3 separate regions of the Mus musculus genome follow, and all the other regions are linked to region 3. A link is a loop called in an ENCODE intact Hi-C map of the cell type or tissue named here. Cell type or tissue: heart. All regions are shown on one strand.

Evidence for each region. Peaks named below come from ENCODE experiments on the same cell type or tissue, not always from the same donor. Only the 100,000 strongest peaks of a DNase experiment are listed, where the experiment ranks them.
Region 1: it touches region 3 in a loop (7-fold over the local background); 11 of 42 quality-filtered maps call a loop at or near these places.
Region 2: it touches region 3 in a loop (7-fold over the local background); 28 of 42 quality-filtered maps call a loop at or near these places.

What each region holds. Positions count from the first base shown.
Region 1 is chr2:173,584,799-173,589,798 of GRCm38, forward strand. It overlaps the pseudogene Ppp4r1l-ps. Among named protein-coding and RNA genes, the nearest start is that of Ankrd60, 9.0 kb to the left of the region's middle. In heart, no CTCF peak of the experiment used is centred here; a DNase peak (open chromatin) is centred at 1,982; H3K4me3 peaks cover 1,978 bases; H3K27ac peaks cover 434 bases; H3K27me3 peaks cover 1,095 bases.
Region 2 is chr2:174,308,091-174,313,090 of GRCm38, forward strand. All of the region lies in intron 1 of Gnas (GNAS (guanine nucleotide binding protein, alpha stimulating) complex locus), which reads left to right. Among named protein-coding and RNA genes, the nearest start is that of Gnas, 13 kb to the left of the region's middle. In heart, CTCF peaks have their summits at 2,962, 4,210 (motif pointing right) and 4,409; a DNase peak (open chromatin) is centred at 4,231; H3K27ac peaks cover 232 bases.
Region 3 is chr2:174,898,765-174,903,764 of GRCm38, forward strand. No RefSeq gene overlaps it. Among named protein-coding and RNA genes, the nearest start is that of Gm40017, 17 kb to the right of the region's middle. In heart, a CTCF peak has its summit at 2,082; a DNase peak (open chromatin) is centred at 1,587; H3K27ac peaks cover 403 bases.

The DNA.
Region 1 (5,000 bases), 1.3 Mb before region 3:
AGGGAAATGGAAAAATCAGGGTAGTAACATTAGACAAATACATCCAGCATGAGGGGCCCAGTTTTAAAACCATCACCCTTCAAAATGAGTACACTGTTACCTTTGAGGGCATGGCATTTTTATAAAATTTCATTATCATCAAGAAATCTTAAAAATCACTATTTTCAAGTAAGACTGTGTTTTTCTCTAGGGCTGGGAGACGTCCATAAAGACCAGGATTGCCTCTTCTGCCCGAGGCTTTGCTCATCATGAACTGTTCTACAAAGCTGTGGAGAATTCAACAACAAACATACACATGCACAAACAAACAAAAAACCTACATTATTATTTAAAGAGTTTCATATACAAAATTATTTCTGCACAGTTCCCATTATGGAAGCATAAAATTAATAGGCTATCCTGAAAATTTATGAAACAATATAGCTTCTAACTGCAAAAATTAAAAGCTGGGCTTATAGAGAAAATGACAAATAGAACCCAGAAAAAAAAATAATGGAGTTAAGACGGAAACAGAAAGAGAGCTATTTACAAGAATGTGCTACGGGCAAGGCCAGCGGCTCCTTACTAGATTGAATGAAATGCAGCGCACTCGAAAAACTTTGTGCACAACTTCAGGGCAACGTGTTTCAGGCAACCGCTAACGTCGCTGAAGTCTACAGATCCAAGATCAGGAGCAGCTGTGTTGCCTATAAGAACAAGCAGGGGGACCCCTACCACATTTAATGGATTCTTGCTCCTTTCCAAGTGGGCCGCGCGCGGGCGCAGCGGTAGCGGGAGCAGCGGGCGTGCCGAAGCCGCCGTGTACTGTGCACCCAAGCGCTTTGTAAAATAGGGGTTCGTGCGTTCAGGGTTTGAGGCTCCCAGGTCCGGTTATGGTTTAAACACACACAAAGTCTGCCCTACACCAGACCACTTAAAAGCAGCTACGGGCTGCAGCAGTTGCCCGGTCGCCTTGGCGAGCCGGAGCGAGGAGCCGAGCGGCGGATGGCGGCGCCCGCGCTCTTTTTCTCGCCGTTTCTCCCTTGTTCTTTCTCCTCCGTTTTTTTTTTTTTTTCTTCTCACTCCTTCCTTCATTTTCAACATCGCTCTTGCCCCGTGGTTCTTCTTTCTAGACCGCTTTCCCCTAGCTTTTTCGCCCGCTCTTTCTCAATCTTTATCCTTTTTTCACACCACTTCCTCGCGCGCTTTCCCCACTTAGCCGTCTGACTCGGCCGCCCTTTTCCCCTCGCTCCTTCTCCGCAGGTTTTTCCTCCTCGCTCCTGCTCGCTAGGTTTGTGTTGTTTTGTTTTTTTCCTCTCGATCTTTCTCGGCAGGTTTTTCCTCCTCGCTTCTGCTCGCTGTTTTTTGTTTTTTTTGTTTTTCTCCCTCGATCTTTCTCGGCAGGTCTTTTTCCCTCGCTCCTGCTCGCTAATTTTTCCCGCTTTGATCTTTTCCCGCAGGTCTTTTTCCTTCGCTCCTGCTCGCTAGGTTTTCTTTCCTCGCTCTTTCTCGGCAGGTCTTTTCCTCTCGCTCCTCCTCGTTAGGTTTTTTTTTTCCCCTCGCTCTTTCTCCCTAGGTCTTTCCTCCTCGCCGTTCCTCGCTAGATCTTTTTCCTCGCTCTTTTCCCCCCTCGGTTTTTCGCTACATCTACCCGTCGCTTTTCCTCGCTAGGTCTTTTCCCTCATTCTTTTTTCCCCTCGGGTTTTCGCTAGGTCTTTCCCTCTCGCCCTTTCTCGGCAGGTCTTTTAACCCCCTCTCTTTTTCTCGCTAGGTCTTTTCCCTCGCTCTTTTTTTTCCCTTCGGTTTTTCGCTAGGTGTTTCCCCCTCATTCTTTCTGTCTCGCTTGCTGCGGCCCTGCTCGGCTCGGGTGAGAGAGAGTGGTGTGATTTGCACGCGGGCAGAGGAAATGAAAAAGGGCGGGGAGGAAGCGGGCCGCGGCGAACGGCTTCATATCGCTCCCGCCGTCTGCGGGGGGAAAATGAGGCCAATATCGCGCCGGGCGCAGCCGTTATCGCAACCGGCCACTGCAATAAGCCAAGCGATGGGAGATAGGGCCCGGGACGCCGGGGGCTCGCCCAGCACCCGCCGCCAGGGGGCGCAGGGTCGCCGCGCCGGGCACAGGCTTGTTTTTCTCAGTTCTTTTTGCAGGAGTGTGCTGCGAACATGACATAATGACTAAACTTCAACCTCTCAAATTAAGGATAATGATTAAAGCTCACAGCAAAGAGAAAATCTTCCAGTTTGCCCCCGGCACCGGCCAAATCATATCCTACGTAGCTGCAAAAGCCTGATGGATTTCTTCAGGAAGACAATTATTTGTGAGATGACTAGCTGTAACCTAAGTGGGGAGAAAAAGAAAACAAAAACTAAAGATACAGTAATGTACCTCCACAAAAGCACAAACGAGCACCCCACACACATATATTCCCCCCACATCCCCCCACCTAGAAAAGAAGCACTGAAGCACACTCTCTTTCATTACTGGCAAAGCCTAGAACATTCCTTGGGCTGACAACAGATAGGAAGTGAAGAGTACTTCACACAGATGTGGTGGTGCACGCAAGAAAGCTGCATGGCGGGAAGGGGGGGGGGGAGTACATTTTATTTAATAGCTGTCTCATCCGAGAGAGGTCTTTTCAGACCTCAACACTTCCCAATATTCTTGGATGTCCAAGTGCATGAGTTACACAGAGAAGGCAGCAAGCTGAAAGTTCAAGAAAGCTTTGCAAACCCACTCCAATTCAGATGGAAATACTGAAGAGTGGGTGATTCATCTTTTATTTGGTTCAAATAAACTGCCTTATAGGACAGCAGAGTACTTGGATGCCAGAGCGACTCAGCCTTGTCCTCATGTGAAAACGGATGTCTCCCCAGAGATGGGGGGGGGGGGGGGGCACATATATAACTCAGAGCTTTGGAATTCTGTTTATACCTTAATAAAAACATAATCTCTTTATCCAAAAGAGCACTATACTGCTGTTCTGAAGTCAATTATAAGAAGAGGAAGCTCGCTTCCCGACTTGCTTCTCACGGCCACAGACAGGTTTTTACTCACTCTGCTAGTCCATATGGAAACCCCTAGTTCGGGCTGCTGTCAGTCACCACCAACCTCGGCAGCTGGCAGAGGTGCACTCTCCTCTTGTCCTGATGAAGCAAATGTTGAGAATACATCCCATAAATGACATGTCAGGCTCAAGGTGACCCCAGCACCCCCTTTATTTCTCTGCAAGCTATATGTTTCTCACTAGCCAAAAAGCCTGTCTCCTCGTACCTTGCTACCTACAACCCTAGGTACGTATAACTCCATGTGGTTGTACATTAACATGGTTGCTAGCTGATTCCAAATGCAAGCCTATCTTGAACGCTATCTGTCTTTTCTCTGGTGGGGAAGCACATAACTCCACCCACCCCACATACCCCTCGCTACCCATTGTGCTTCCCCACCCAAGGAGATGTGTCTTTGTGTTCAGTGGATAAGGTCTGCCGCCCCTCTGGCTGAGGCCCCTCATCTGTAATGAAAGGCAGGATCTGAGCGGGGTCAGCGACCACCAAAGTCCCTAGAGGCAACCCTGGGTCACAGCCACTCGACACATTCCTCTGTCTAGGGAACTTCTAAGGCCTTGTTTTTAGACTCATTGTTTCTTTAAGGGGAAGTGGAAATGGCAGGACCAGAAGTGGCTCTAGCATCTTGCAGAAAAGGTCTCCCCATGCACAGAGCTGCCTTTTACCAAGCGGCTACTCAGGTAAGCCAGGCCACTCTGGGAACCTTGGGTTTTGCTATCCAGACCCTTTCCTTTTTGTTTTGTTTTTTGTTTGTTTCTTTGTTTTTTCGAGACAGGTTTTCTCTGTATAGCCCTGGCTGTCCTGGAACTCACTCTGTAGACCAGGCTGGCCTCTAACTCAGAAATCCACCTGCCTCTGCCTCCTGAGTGCTGGGATTAAAGGTGTGAGCCACCACGCCGGCTCCAGACCCCTTCCCTAAGAAGCATAGCCTACAGGCTCTGAGCAGCAGCAGAGGCACGAGTGTGCATTTCTAGGTTCTGGTTGTATCTCCCCTACAGGATGAAAGGAGCAGAGCTGCTGTCCATGGCCCCAGAGCCCATCCAAGCTCCATGCCTCAGCAGCCTGCAGGAAGGCCTGAGTGTCTGCAACCCTCTGCTACCTTTAAAAGTCCCACAGGACCGGGTAGTGGTGGCGCAGTGCGCCTTTAATCCTGGCACTTGGGAGGCAGAGGCAGGCGGATCTCTGAGTTCGAGGACAGCCTGGTCTACAGAGTGAGTTCCAGGACAGTCAGGGCTACACAGAGAAACCCTGTCTTAAAAAACAAAAAACAAAAAAACCAACCAAACAAAAAAAGTCCCACAGGTGTTTAAGGACCCCTACACATACTTTGACCAGATCCTTCAAGAAGCCACTGAAGATAGGCACCAGGTCGGCTGCTGTCAGCTGATCCCCGCGAATCACTGCCAGTTCCTGAATGGAGAAGGCAGGCAAGGGTGAGGCAGACTCCACTAGGGGTGGCAGAAGACACATCAGTCACCACAGGCAAATTTAATTCAATGTTCCTAGCATTTCTGCAGAGACCAGTAGGCAAGCCAACTCCCAGCTCCATGAAAGTCAGGTCAGCAAGCTGCATTGTAGCCCCTAGGACCTATTACTCAATGCTTCTCCCCCTCCACGCCCCCCTACCCCCCCCCCCCCAGATCCTCTGTGGGAACTTCTCTTACCCGAACATCTGAAGCCAACGTTTCACAAAGTGTCCTTCAGGCAGGGCTAGTGCTGGCAGCGGAGGCCCAGGAAGGCTATGCGCACAGCGCTTGGTAAGACAGTGTCCACAGTCTGGGCTCTCGGTGGGTCATGAAATGAACTAGTGGAGCAGAGGCTGAGGGACCGTAACCTGGGAAACAGGAAAAAGGAGATCAGCCTCCTGGCAAGGAGGGCTGAAGCCAGGAGGGCAGGTGTCACAGCAATGCAGAGATGAGGCAAGGACAGCCAGAGGGACATTAGTACCTGCAGTCAGC
Region 2 (5,000 bases), 590 kb before region 3:
GCCACTAGATGGTGAGAGGGTATAAGGCAGGAGAGAGAGGACAGGGAAGGCCAGCAAGGTGGGAAGGACTCTACTTTACTTTCATTCTTTGCCCGCACCTCCACATTTTGTATATTTTGAGCTATGACTTATTCTTTTTAGCTATGCACTGAGACTATAGGAACATTTAAAGGGTATCTATTTAACAAAGGGATCTTCTAAGCAACTCCATTGACATTTTGTCACGGGGGCTGGGACCTGTTCTGTGCACTGTAGATATCTAATATCAGACACACATAAACGTGCACACACATACACACACACAAGCACACACACATGTACACATATACACACATATGTACATGAACATACAAACCACCACCATGATCACCAAAAGCTACCACTACACACATTTTACACATACATACTACTACTAACAACATATTAACAACAGCCACCACTACACACATCACACACCCACACACAGACACACACACACACACACACACACACACACATACACACACACACACACACCACCACCACCACCACCTTCCCACAATTAAGTATGATAGCCCAAATCTTTCTAGTGTCCACTAAATGTCACACATGGTTGAGAGTTCCCCTCTATCCCTTGTCCTGAGGAAGCTAGACATCGCACATGGTATAGCTTGTTCATCTACTGATAAGCCATCTGAAGGAAAGTTGTCCCTTTTACTAACCAATCAGCAATGTGCACACTAATCTTGGACACTACATTCTTGAATAGAAGCAATTTCCACACATGTCTGAGAGTGACCCCCAGATGACCCTAAATAGGAGAGAAGAAGAAATTATTTCAGGCAAATAAACAATGTATTGGTCTAGGACTCTGATAGGTTAATACCTAACTAGTCAGTGGGTAGCCAGTATCAGGGGCATACATTGATTTTTTTTAACTTTATAGTTGTACATAGGGCTCTTTAAGTTGTAATAATTAGCATCGTGCTAGCCTGTTCCCTCTGCCTGGTGTGCACTGGTAAATTCTGTTACTGTAGAAGGGATATGAATATCCAGACAACAAGGGAGGGACCTGTACCTCCCGTGTACTCACAGATACTAAAAGTACCTTCACTTAACCTGTGCACACCAGCCTTAATGAGGTACATGCCAAAGACAGCCATCCACCCACGGAAAGGTGACCTGCCACCTTTGTGTGTGGTAATGAAAGTGAGGTGACCACCACAGTGAGGAGGGGGAAGAGGAGGAAGAAGAAGGAGGAGATTGTCAGAAAGGAAACAGTGGTTCCAGAAGAAGTTCCTGACCAAAGACATTTTCTGGTCAAAAGGATTGCATTTAGGGCTTTGATAAAATGGTTGCTATGTCCCCACCTAAAAGTAGCATCAGCATCTATCCCCATGTCTACCCTTCAGGTCAAGGCTTAGTTGTCACTTTAGTGGGCCCAAGTCACCAACCAGCACCTTATCTGTCTCAGTTCTTTAGTTCCTGGGGCTGAATGCAAGGCTTTATGCCATGCTGATTGGGACTGTACTCCCAGCTTCTAACTTCTTAAAAGCAAAGGCATTTTCCAGTATTTTCCTCGTCTTCAAGAACTTAAGATTTTCATATCTTAAAGTGAGCTATCAGGGTAAAGATTAGGGTGAATCAGTCAAAACAGATTGGGTCTGAGCAGTTAGATGCCGGCCATGTCAGATGGGGAACCAGCATTTGACATCCAAACTTCTTGCAGATTCGCTTAGAGAATTTCAGGTTCTGCTAAGCAAAGTGCCCCAAAAACCTCCTCACTGCCTCAATGCACAATCCTAGAAATTAAAACCTCAGAATGTTGATTTTGAGATTTTGCCTGGGACCAAGTACAACATCTTTCCAAGGAAATGCTTAGAAGACTCAAGGCAGAACTCAGAATCCAATGCCAGATGTTAGGGGGAAAGTTTTTTTTTTTTTTTTTAAGTTGGGTAGCCAAAAAACTCTGGGCTATTTATACTTCAGCATTCATGTGACTTCAGTTTCTTTCATTTTTGCTCTTAGGAGGAGAGCACAGAAGGTCATTTTGTTTTGCCAAGCAGATATGCAAGTGAGGATTTAAGATGTACACTTAGGAGGGAATCCCACTTTCTAGTGGGAGTATTTGGAAATGTTCCATGTTATCACTTTCCTATGTTGTCTCAATGGGGAAGAAAGTCCAATAGTTGGGGGAGTGGTGTACAGAGAATCTCCAGTGTTTGCAGAGGGTCCTAGGATGATGGAGAGAGCACTGGTTTAAGCTCAGGGGTTTTGCTGGGACCTTGGTTGATTCTAACACTTGAGTTTAGAGTTCCATGTGCTTGCTTGCCAAGTGATGTCCAGGAAAGACTGATGATACATCTTGAAGTATTCAAGCTTACCTGAGGTTCTGCCATGGCCAAAGAGGTACCAAATTTCATGAGTTCCTTTAAGAGGAAGCCAGAAACTTCCCATGTCTCCCAGGTCTATGTGTATGAAGTACTCACAAGGGGTTTTAGGCCAGGAACATCTGGAGAAAGTGGGGCACAGAGTAGAAACTCAATTTATTTGGCAGACAAATCTAAAACCAATGTAGCGAAAGCTCACCCCCAGACTCAAGGTGCCCAGAAGTAAAACACTTTCACCCGGGGGAGTCCTTGAGGTAGCTCCCAGCGGGAGGAAGGAAGGAAGAGCCTGATTGCCTTAAGTAGAAAAGGGAGCCCATCTCATTTGCACCCCAAGTTCACAGCAGGAGGGAGGAAACAAAAGGTCCTGGGGCATTTTACCTGTTTGTTCTTTTCCTGTTCTCTCTCTCTTCTTGTTTTATTTTTCTTTTCATTTTCAGATTTTTTTCTTTTAAAGTAGGATCTTTTTCTAGGGAGAACCTTTCTGAGCCAGAATTTATAAAATACATATATACTTTAAAGGAAAGAAGGGAGCCCACTGTTTAGGGCTGGGAAGTAGGAAAATCGAAACAAAGGAGGGCTGTTCAGAACTGGCTGGCAGATGGCGCTCCGAGTTTACAATTGAGAGCCTGGTGTTAGAAAATTCAAGCCTGCGCCTGCTTCAGGCAGCCCCCTCCCTTTATCTTCCTTCCCAGGGACGTAGCTCCGCCCCAGGCCTAAGAATGTGTTGTTTTGGGTTTTTTTTGTTGTTGTTGTTGCTTTTTGTTTAAGGTTTCAGGACAGCAATTGATATCTGGTGACAAGTATCCCCACTTTGTAGACCTTAGGAGGTCAGAAAGATAAAATACAGTGGGGTGCAAACCTGGAAGCCCCTTCTCTCCCCCCCGCTTTGGCTTTCTGTGTAACAGTGCTAAGCTCTCCTTCTGCCAGGAACAGTTCTGAGACCCTAAACATCCTTCTGTCTTTTGGGGAAAAGGTTGGGGGTGGGGTTCTTTCCCAGTTTAGAATCTTTTAATTCTGTTAGGAGAACTTTTAAATAGAAGGTGTTGGTTAGCATCTCTGCTCCCCCCAGGTATAACACACACACACACACACACACTCTCTCTCTCTCTCTCTCTCTCTCTCTCTCTCTCTCACACACACACACACACACACCTTTGTCCTTACCAAAATGGCAGGTGGTGTAGGAAAAACATCTTAGGCCATCTTTTGTCCTTTAACAAATGACTATTTCTGGGTCCCCTGCCTGGAGCTATCTTGTGTAGCAGCAGAGGTCACAAAGTTCATCCCTTTTCACCCAGCCAAGGGCTGGAAAAGAAATGCATACATAAGGACTAGGTCCCAAAGACAGTGCTTTGTACTTGCCCTGATCCCACTGCCCTGCCTCCTCCACAGCTACTGAGGAAGGTACATGGGCCTTCCTAGAAGGGGCTGCAGACTCTGCTGGGAACTTACCCTCGGCCACTAAGGCCAGCCTTAGTACTTCATTCTCCATAGCTTCTTCTATTTCTCTTCTAAAATGTAACAATCAGAGAAATAAGATACAAAATATTAGTTCAGGCTAACATTTCTGTACTCTGCTAGTCAATTCTTTTCAAACTTTGTTACAACTTTCCTTCTCTCTTGCCCGCTTTTGTTTATCTTTTGTTTTCTTTTCCTGAAGGTTTAAAAGGGTGTTTTTTTCCATTTCTTTTCTTTCTTTCCTTCTTTCTTTTCTTTTTCTTTTTCTTTCTTTCTTTTTTGATTCTTTACCCCCACTTTCAGGGCTTCTGATATGTGAACTTCAAGGCTGTCCCCAGGTGTTAGTGATATGGGTATAGGTAAGCAGCCTGTTCTAGTACCGATGGGCCTACCCACCAGAGGTCAGCAAAGAGCTCAGAATAGCTGGGTCTGCTTGCAAATGTGGGAACTGGTAGAATTCTCTAGATCAAATGTAGACAACCTAAACAGAAAACCGCCCCATATTTCAAAGGTGGGGGTGGGTGGGGAGGAGGGATCATCCTGTCTTGGGTCCCTGGGCACTTAGTTTGAACACACTGGAGGGGATGAAGTTTTGATCTGCTGTGATTTGATGGCGTTCTTTCTCAGACCAACTCCAAGCACACAAATCCTTGCCTTAACAGGTACCTCACCCTCCTAGAGCCCCTAATCCCGTCTGGGGACACAATGCCCACTTTCACTTCCCACAGGACTGAAAACTTTCCCATGCCTCAGAGTTGGCCTGGCCCTTTTTCTTTTAGGAGTAATGTTATTGTTAAAATGAAGTCATAAGATTATAACCCCGCCCCTAGCCCTGACCCCCAGCCCCAAACCTCACTCCAGCCCCTGCCCTGTTGTGAGTGTCCTTATCTCTGGCTCCTCACCCAGATGTGTAGCTAAGAAGTATTTATTAACCATGGGTCCCAGGGTTCTTTATTTGGCTTCCCCCACCCCAGGCGTATGTACAGAGGCCAGTTCCCTCCTTCTGCCATCTCTTCACAGATCCTTGACTTAGTTTAACCTTCTCACTCTGGTAGGAAACAGGGGAAAGGAGTCTGGATTCCTCTCCCCCCCTTGCTTCCTTTTTTTCTGAGCTTTTGAAGTCTATGGGGCCTTAAGAACTACTTGTCAGTAAGATCACTTCCCTTAGCTAGT
Region 3 (5,000 bases):
TATGGCTGTGAATAGATGCCATGACCACAGCAACTCTTAGAAAGGGAAACATCTAAAGGTTCAGAGGTTCAGTCCATTATTGTCATGCTGAGAGGCAAGGTCCTGTGCAGGCAGATGTGGTGCTGGAAAGAGAGCTGAGAGTTCCACATCTGGATCAGCAGGCAGCTGGAAGAAAGAGTGACACTGGGCCTGGCTTGAGCTTTTGAAACTTCAAAGCCTGTGACACACTTCCTCCAACAAGGTCACACCTACTCCAACAAGACCACACCCCCAAATATTGCTACTCCATACAAGCCTATTGGAAGTCATTTTGATTCAAACCACGATGCTCAACAATGTTTGACAGACCTTCCTGCCCCTGAAAAGCAGGAGGAAGCTCACCCGGAGAGAACCAATTCATCACATGAAGTCCCAGGCAGCCCTTGATGGGGTCTGTGGGAGGCATATGCTCATTGGAGCCACTGCCAGTGGGGACGGATAGGGACTTCCTGTGCGCCCTCCCTTCTCTGACCCTTTCTCAGCAGCTGCAAGAGGAGCCACCAAGAAAAGCTTCTGTGGGTTAGTTAACAGCTGCAGGGCTGTCTTTGCCTCATTAGAGCATGCTGGACAAAGCCCACTGGAAGCTTGGAATGCCTACCATGTTGAAAAGCTCTCAGCTGCCATTTTTGTCTTCTCAAGCCCTGGGATGCTGGTCGTGAGCTTCTTGAAGACCAGACATGGTTCATGTTAAGAGAGAATGACTGGTTAGACACTAGGTGATTTAGAAAACCTTTATCCTGGGGGGCCATGCTCTGCCCCCTAAGATCCCAGCATGCCCAGTTCATTTCAGTTGGTGTTCGTTCAGTTAGCACATTTTGCCTAATGATGCTCTTTTTTTTAACTTCCTATTTTTGTATGTTTTGAGTGTGTGTGTGTGGTATGTGTGTGTGTGTGTGTGTCTGTGTGTGCATGTGTGTGTGTCTCTGTGTATATGTGTGTGTATATGTGTGTGTGTGCACGTGTGTGTGTGTGTGTGTGTGTGTGTGTGTGTGTGCGCGTAGGCCAGAGGAGCATGTCCAACATCTTTTGTTACTGCTCTCCTCCTTTTCCCAGTGAAGGCTGGGTCCAGATCATTAACCCGGTGTGTGATCTGGCATAAGGCAAGCAAAGGAGGGTGGTGCTCATGGCTGCCTTGTCCATCTCCTATCCTAGGTCTCCCTCTTCTTCTCCTCCTCCTCTTCCTTCTCCCTCTTGTGCATAAATAACTGTGAGAAGAAAACACTTCTCTTCAACCCTGTATCCCCTGCCTGACTTATGGCCTTCAACATTGCTGGCTCAGCTGAAGCTATAAAGAGACCCCAACCTTGGCCTCCTCTGCACATTACAGTATAAAACAGACACCCTAAACCCAGTTTTCCCACTCATTGAGTTCTTCCCTTCCTTAAAAATGATGGAAAGGGTCCTTCTTGGGTCATAAAAAATATGGCTCAAAACCCCAGAACATCTGGCCAGAGCTCATTGTTGAGCAGGACCTTTCCCAAGGACTTGCTGGCTGCCAGACACCTCCAAGGGAGCCTGGAGGCCCGAGGGCCCTGCAGCAGGGCCAGAAGGAACCGGAAATGCCTTACAGACATGTGTTCTCCTGAACACCAGAGGGATCCGCTGAAATTTAGGATCACAAAGTCCCCAAATGACGCAAGGGTACTATCATGCAGTCCCAGGTCCTTTTGGGGACACTGGGACCTCATGCAAGTGTCCAGTTTCTATAAGGCCCTACAGCATAGGGACAGAATGTCCACACCACACAGTAGAGTATGTAAGAGGAAAGGTATGTAGCCCATAGAGCAGAGGGCCAGGCTTTGATACGTGGTAATACTCTCTGACACATTGCAACAGACTGGACACACAGTGACAATCAACAAACAGTGTCCCAGCTCTGACAGGTCCTGCTCTTTGCTCCAGCCACAGGGTTTGAAAAGACTTCCTCTGCAGAAAAGGGGGACCAGCCAAAGAACTCTGGAAGATTCTCTGTGCATGGAAACTTCTAGGCTCTGCAAAGGGAAGGTATTTCATTTGTGAGGCAATAGCACCCTCTGGGGCCAGACAGAAGCATTACCTCTGGAATATTCTCTGGGTCTTCAGAGCTCCTGAACCTAATATAAATCTAATACAAGTAATATTAAATATAATAAAGTGACTGGCCCTATAAATAATATTATATTAAGTATAATATAGTGAGTGACCATACCTTGAGCAGGGCTGTTTGAAGACGTCAACGCAGCCAAAGGACCCTTGTTTGTGTTTTGTGGTTCTGGTCCCTCCATTTCTGGCCCCAGCTGCCACTCCTTGGGAATTTTGGATGGTGGGGTTTAGAAGTGTCACAATGGAGGTTGACCCCTGACCTCCTCTTGGACTTTGATCTGAGGAATCCCTTCCTGCAAAGTGAGGTTACTGACATATCTGTAAACTTAGTTTTGTGCTCAGTGGCCACCTGCACTTCCGGGGGCTGCGGCTGGACCTTAGCGTTGTTACCTCATCTCCTTGGACGTTTGGGTGATGTTTGTTTTGGACAACTCCAACACGTTGGGCTCTCCTGGAATTTGGTTCTTCACTGGTTCCTGAGGAGTCGAGGTTGAATAACTGAAAACAGCAGCTAACTGTCTCATCCTGAGGCCAGCAGGGCTTTCCAGAGAGCCCTTTGTCACTGGAGAGGTCACTGGAATGGACATTGGAATTCTGGGGCTCATAGGAGGTGCAGTGGTCGTGTGAGAGTTAGTTGAGTGCAGAATCGATGCTCAGACTAGTGCAGCGTCAACAAGCCCACTGCCGGGATCTACTTCCAGCACACTTCCTCTGATGTGACCTAAGCATTATTCATTGGACCCCACAGCATTTCCCTCTCCACACTGCCATTCCTCAGAGAAGGCACTGGCCCGCCATCGCGGTCCCACCCCACCATAGCAATGCAAGCACTAAACACTGCCCTTCCGGGTCAGCAGCAGGGGTCAGGCCTCCAGAGCCTGTACCCCTTGTTCCTGTGTCGCCTCGAAAGTCACAGGGTGAGGGTGCTAGTGCTCTGTAGCCTTTCTCTGCTGCTCCGGGGTTGCTCCCAGGCCTCAGACACCTCCTCAAGGATCCAGGTGACAGCCTTGCGCCTACCTGCTTTCTGCGCTCCGTGATGGCTGTCAGAGAACGCCTGCGTTAATTAGATCTCCGATTAGATGGCACATTAAGTAATTATCCCAGGGTAGATCCCAAGTGAAGTCTATTTAAAGTGGGTGCCTGAACTCGTGAATGAAAACAGGGGTGAGTCACGCTCTGTTACACCACGCAGAACCCGAAAGGCAGCGCAGCAGCAACAGGAGTAACTGCGGGCGGTTCTGCCTCTCCCTTTCCTCGCTCAGCAACGCCCCAAGCACTCTTGGCCTAAAATCTGGTACCCAGACTGCTTGTGGCTGGGGAGTGGTGTGCCATCCTTCCTCGACTTCATGCAAGGAAGAGGCAGTATAGTGCCCATGTTGCAGATTCAAAAACTAAGGCAAAACACTGGAAGTGGAAGAATACGGTTCTAAACCAAGGCTCTGACTGAGCTGCAGCCCTGTGGGCGGGCTCACCTCTGGCCGCGCATGGCCAGCCAGTGGGCCGTCATATGTCTATGAAACATCTGCTCACATCCAGCATCTTACCTCATATGGTGTCGTTCAATGCTCTCATATGTTGGCTTTTTGCATTGGGCCAGTTTTTGTGCCCATTTAACAGATAGGGAAACTGAGGTCAGGGGAGGAAAAAGCCTTCTCCAGGGTCCTACAACAAGGAGCAGCAGAGCTAAGTGTCATGTGGCTGTTTCATTGGGTTGGACACGTCCATACATCAGAGCTGCTGTGATCACTCAAACAAGACCCTCTGTAGATGAAGCCTTGTTAACCTTCCCTTGTTGAAAATGGGAGGACTCATGAGGTCCACCAGGCCCAGGGAGTCTCTCCTTTTCCCTACAATGTGAGCAGCTAACAGTTGCTGGGGGTGAGGGAGCTAGTGGGGAGCTTCGGTGATTTACATAGCACTTATTACATTTATTACATAGCCTTACACTTATTACACTAGCACTTATTACATAGCATTCATGAGGCCCCAAGTTCAATCCCCAGGACTGCAAGATGGGTGGGAAGAAGAAGGAAGCTGTGAGCTGGGTGCACTGGTGTACACAGGCCTCCTAACCACAACGCTGGAAAGGTGGAGAAAGGAAGGTTAGGAGTTTGAGAAAAGCCTTGAACAGGGTAAGTTCAAGGTTAGCCTGGGCTACTTACCATAAGTCTCTCTCTCTCTCTCTCTCTCTCTCTCTCTCTCTCTCTCTCTCTCTGTGTGTGTGTGTGTGTGACATACACAAGTGCAAGTATATAGAGAGGGGCAAGCTTCTCTAGTGGTAACTCCTTTGGCAGCATCACTTACCATGTCTGTTGTTCCATCTACTGTGGATAAACAGAAATAGACTTGCCAAGCAAACATGGGAATTTCCAGGTACTGAGGTTGGACCCCAAGTCACCACTTCAAAACAGCTAGGAACAGACGGTGGGGACAGAGCAGTGTGACCTCAGTGAAGTTAGTTCCGACAATGTTTACCCTGCTAGATCTCCTTGCACTGGAGAAAACCGTAAGCTATGTCAAAGGTTGTTCATGTAGCTGTATAGACAGATCATCCGTGCAGACCTCAGAAACGATAGCCTCAAAGCTGGGGGTCAGAAAGAAAATTCTAATAAGCATCACTGGCCTGCCTGTCTTCCATCACCCAGGGCCTCTGGTCCCAGCGTTAGACCCTGCAGCTCGGGGGAGGGCCTGGGGCCCTCACTAGCTCCTGGGCTCCTTGTACCAACTGGAGCAGGGAGAGTAGGGACATACCTGTGATACGGCCAGATGGGATGGTAACTTGTGGCCCTACTAGGCCCGGGGACACTGGGCAGCCTCAACATGGCAGGCGCTATGTTATAAGGAAGCCCATGTTCTCCTCTACGGCAGGCTAAGCCAGC